2 separate regions of the Mus musculus genome follow, and region 2 is linked to region 1. The links are chromatin loops, found by intact Hi-C in ENCODE. Cell type or tissue: left cerebral cortex. All regions are shown on one strand.

The links. Peaks named below come from ENCODE experiments on the same cell type or tissue, not always from the same donor. Only the 100,000 strongest peaks of a DNase experiment are listed, where the experiment ranks them.
Region 2: a loop joins it to region 1, with 8 times the contacts of the local background. A loop is called at or near these places in 4 of 42 quality-filtered maps.

The regions. Positions count from the first base shown.
Region 1 is chr7:59,227,839-59,230,338 of GRCm38, forward strand. It overlaps Ube3a (ubiquitin protein ligase E3A), which reads left to right and starts at 912. Exons shown (of 11, transcript NM_001033962.2): 1 at 912-1,433. In left cerebral cortex, a CTCF peak has its summit at 1,174; DNase peaks (open chromatin) are centred at 875, 1,677 and 1,752; H3K4me3 peaks cover 2,500 bases; H3K27ac peaks cover 2,500 bases.
Region 2 is chr7:58,841,725-58,844,224 of GRCm38, forward strand. No RefSeq gene overlaps it. Among named protein-coding and RNA genes, the nearest start is that of Gm39019, 110 kb to the left of the region's middle. In left cerebral cortex, no CTCF peak of the experiment used is centred here; DNase peaks (open chromatin) are centred at 838 and 1,333; H3K27ac peaks cover 2,371 bases.

The DNA of each region.
Region 1 (2,500 bases):
TATATATATGATGTGTATATATATATACACACACATACACACACATTATAGGAGCTGTAATAAACAGAAAAGCACATTAATACATGTGATTGTTACATTTTGAGCACTAGATGATTAAGGCTTACTAAGTTGCAAGCCAGGAAATAACATGTCAGCTAGTCTTTATAATAATTTAGTGTCAAAATCATTAACAACAAACCTAAGTTAAACCCTCACTCCGGTACCAACAAGTCACATGGCTCTAACAGGGTTCGGGTGTTCTGTAAATCAAAATTAGTCTCTATCCACGTGTGATCAAGCAAGGCGGTTTCTTCTCAGTTGACATCTACTGGAAGACAACACAGGAGGGGCTGGGCTTTTACCTACTAGTCTGGTAAGCCAGTGACATATCATGTTCTGGCAGAGGCTGATGGCCTTGTTTGCTGAAAGGTTGCCCAATCTCAACGCCTGAATCCTTTACTCGGACAGTTCGGATGAAAAGTCGTAAGGGTCAGCTCTAGCAACAAAACGCTTCTATGCCTCCTCGTGCCGCCAGTAGGCTACACCCTCTTGGCCTATTCGTCCCTCTGACTCCTGGGCTTTGCTAGGCTGGGTAGACCTGTCCGCTCTCGCGAGTACACCGAAGCACACTGGTCTATAGATTGAGTAAAAGGAGCAGAGGCTAAAAACACCAAGCCTCTCTCAGCCCAGTCTCAAGATGGCGACGATGCTGGCCAGCTTCCACCCAGCCCAAGGCCATCTCCCCTTCCCAAAGGCCCCTGCGCCGCAGGCGAAGGCGAGCTAGAGGAGGGCCCCACAGAGCTGCGATCGGGGCGGGGCAGAGCCCGTCGCCATCCCACGCACGCGCAACCCCGCCTCGCATCCCGCCTCCGGACTCCGAGCCCTCGCCCGGCAGGGTTGGCGCGCGCTGCCTGTCGGGATACTCGGTCCGCCCACCTAGTCCTCTCGTCCAGTGCTGCGTTCGCGAGATCCGTATTTCTCCCAAGATGGTGGCGCTCCTCTTTGGGTGACTCCAGGAGACGACAGGGCCTTTCGTCTTTGCCAGCACCTCGTCGCCCCTCCTGCGCTCGCTCTCTCGCTCGCGCACCGGGCCACGCAGCTGTTCACCGCCTCGTTACGCTTCTCTTCCGTCGACCTGTCGCTGACGGTGGCGCCTCCTTCTGCTTCTCTTCGGAGTTGCTCGCCGCCCTCGCCCCCCACTGTGGACAGATCGCGACAGCAGCGCTTCAGCGCCGACTTCAAGGTTGCCCAGGCGCCTGGCCTCTCGGCCTCGGTTTCCTGAGGAGAAGCGCGGGTCCCGCATGAGACCCGGCGGTGGCGCCAGCGAAAGGGAACGAGGCGGTGGCGGGCGGCGGCGGTGGACGAGGGCGACAAGGACCAGTGAGGCGGCCGCAGCTGCGAGGGCCGCAGCCCACGCGCGGGGGCGAGGACAGGTCAGTGCTGCTGCGGCTGCGGCCTGCCCGGCGCGCTCCCTCTGGTCTGTACCGCCGGTCCCCTCGTCACCCTCCGGCCCGCGCTGACAGGGTAGGCGCCGGGCCCTCACCCGCCTCCGTGAGCGAGTGCTTGGGGCGCGTGGTCTGGAGGGGCCGGTGCCAGGACTAGGCCCTGGTGGCTGCGGCTGCTGCAGCCTTAACTGTCAGTGCTGGCTGGACGCAGGAGGGAGGGTTTTGTCACCCACGGGTACCCGAGTGGGCCCGGGGTGGGGCGGACGTGCAGGGCGTCGAGATCGGGGGCCTCATCTAAGCAGAGATCGGAGAGCCAGCCGTGGCTTCAGGCTGCGAAAGGCAGGCCTTTTCCTCCAAAGGGGCGCTCTGGTGGGGAAGACATATTTAGATGTGTGCTTAGTGGGTTGGGGTATTGGGGGTGGATTGGAAGGAAGACGGATGAAGCGGCACCTCAAGCCCAAGGATTGCGCTCTGGTTTTATTCGTGTGCTGCTTCTGGTAGGATTCAGTAGTTGAACGTGAGTTACTGATTCCTCAGAAACTGCTGTGTTAATTTTCAATGCAAACCTGTAAGCAGTTGGCCTCCTCCTCTTCTCCCCTCCCCCTTTTCAGTTGAGAAAATGAAAAGGACGTTTTCCCCATTTTGATGCGGAGGCTTTTTGTTGGAAGAATCAGAGTTGAATGTGCTATAATTGCGTTAGCCTTAAAAATAGAAAGTATAATTTTAATAAGACTTTATCAGCTTTAGAAGAATCCTCTAAAGACAATTTTACGTCAATTTTTTTTATGTCTTTTGAGCATGCTAAAATAGAACAGTATAAAATCTCTTTGGGATTGCGTTAAATAGCTAGTGTACTGTTGGAAATGTTAACTAAATAGTATATGGGATGTGTTATCCACCATTATCTTACTTCGTGAAGGATATTCGTATAACCCATGGTTTTGGGAGAAGCAGCAGATTATGTTAAAATGTTTTGGATAGGGAAGTGCGTTTGAAATAAAGATGGCCTGAACTTTAAGAAATACAGCTGTTAAAAAGCTAAATATCAAAGCCCT
Region 2 (2,500 bases), 390 kb before region 1:
AAGGAGGGGATGTTGGCTACTTGTCTAATTTGAAGAACTCAGCTCTTTATTATAAACATATCATATGAAAAACACCTGAGGCCTCCTGACAAAATCATCTGTGCTCTTTCTCTTACTGGGTCAAAATGTAAACACAAGCTTGAGGTCTGGATGAATAATTAGTATTCCTATCTTCTGGGTTGTAGGTGGCCATAGTGGCTACTACTATGGAAGATTTGTCATTCTTGCCCCCAACTTAGAATATAAGGCCCTGGAGCACAGGACAGGTTTGACTTGTTATCCAGAAACCCAGAGGAAACATAATGTGAGCCTTCTCTTCCCCAGCACATCTAGCATATCATGATACTAGATGCCTCATGGCCAGGCACACTACGTTGACAGCTTTGACAGAGTGTCTCAGGCCAGAGAATGGTTATCAATACTCATCACTACCCTCTTTTCATAAGCCTAAGGGGAATGATTGTCCAGGAAACAGGCAACTTCTTCTTTTTCCTGCAAAATCTTGAAGCAAAAGATAATGAAAATGGTCAGGCCCATCTCCATCAGCAACTTCCTGTATAGATAACTTTAGGACTGCTAAATCTCATGAAGTAGAAAGGCATCCTAGCCTGGTGCCTGAAAAAGAGTAAAGAATCCCAGTGAAAAATGTACTTCACACCAAAGAGAAGCACTAATATCCACATATTATTCAAACACAAAGAAAGGACATCTTAGTGTTTTACTACTTGTGAGATTGCTGACTATGGCAGCCTTATCAAAGCCTGCTGGGAATGTTATATAAACTCTTCACTGGAAATAGTCACAGAAAGCATAGCAAGCACTTCAAAACAGGATTGCGGCCTCACATCTCTGTCCACTGTGGAGTCATGATCACCTTTACTTAGGAGGCTGAAGGTATCGTCCAGCTGCTGAGCCCAATTCCTTGTTCTGAGTTCTCATTGCACAAACTAAGATGTGAGGAGTTACCAGAGCTGTTCAGAGGTAAGGAGAATGTGGGGTGCACAATGAAGACCCTTCTGCTAGAAGTGCTTTGTCTTTCTGGTTGTCATTAACTATACCTCAATGGCTGTTTCACAAGAGAGGGAGCTGTACCGTGCCGATACTCAGGAAGCCCTACCTATCTTGGCTCTTATTTATACTTTTTCACAGAGAAGTTTCTGGCACAGAGCTACCTCTCCCCCAACACTCCCCAGTGCCTGTAGAAAAGCTGCATGTGCTGGGAAATCAGCCTGCAGGTCTTCCCCCTTCTCATTCCATGGCTAACTGACACAAAGCATGTTTCCCTGGCAGATGGTCTGAGAATTTATCTCCCTATAAAATTAGCTCCGCAACAAATGTGTCTGCCCTGACTCGGAAGCTCAAAATAACCCATTAGAGCCCAGGTGGTCATAAATCTCTGTCCTGTGTTATGGCTCACAAGAGTGGGAAACACATCAGACTTGAACTTCATAGAGGAAAGTCCTGCTATTTTTAGCCCCTGCCTTCTCTCAGAGAAAACAACATTCTTCCAGCTTTCAGGCTCTAGAAGAGCTGCCTTTAACCCTTCAACTAGCCTCCCTAGAAATGCTCCCAGGCCTGACCTTGCACCCTTGAGTGCATGCTTTATGTCCTCCATAGCAGTTACCTCCTCATGGCACCTGCTTGTTCATTTTTCAGGTGTTTATTGTCTTCCTGTTATCCCTGAGTGAGTAAGGATCCTTCTGAGAACACCAGAGAGAGGAAACTGTATTCTTCATGGTTAATTAAGGGTGTTTTTTTTTTATGATTGTCAAAACTTGTTTTCATCTGTGTATTAAATAGTGCCATTGCACAACAGGAAACATACATATTTCATGGGACCTATTTATTTATAAACAAACAAACAAATAAGTGCACAGCGTCTACCAGCTTATTAGTGGACTGGATTTTCTAAGCATACATTATTACATTATGCCTTTTAAAGTAGCTTTATAAAAGAAGGTTTCTTATGCTATATAACCTTTAACTTTTTTGAATCTGTAAGATTATCAAAATCCCCTCCTCTGGGTTTTTTTCTGGAATCATGCCCTGGAAGCAAGCCATCATAATTTATTGCTTAAGATGACATACATTGCTTTGTTGCTTTCAAAGAAATCTATGATTATAATATAATATTCTTCTGTATTGAAAAGGGGGCTGGATTTTTGGCTACATCTAAAGGTACAGCTGTCTTCTCCTACTCCAGGGGCATCTTGTATTTTCCAGCACTCTCTGCACACAAGGCAGAATATCTTTGGGAGCCTGCCCCAGAAATCCTTCCCCTGATAAACGTCCCCAAGGGCTATCTTGTGATCCTCACAAACATAGTACAGATTTTGTGGATGGGCGTTGGAGTTAAGAAAACACCCAAGCATTTGCTGTTGTCTAGTGCACAGATTAGAATAAGCCAAAGCTGCTGAGCTGCTTTGATTTTTTTTCGTTGCTATGCTCAGAGCCCCTGGAACACCACTCCCAACGGTGGATGAAAAATCGTGCCTCTGCC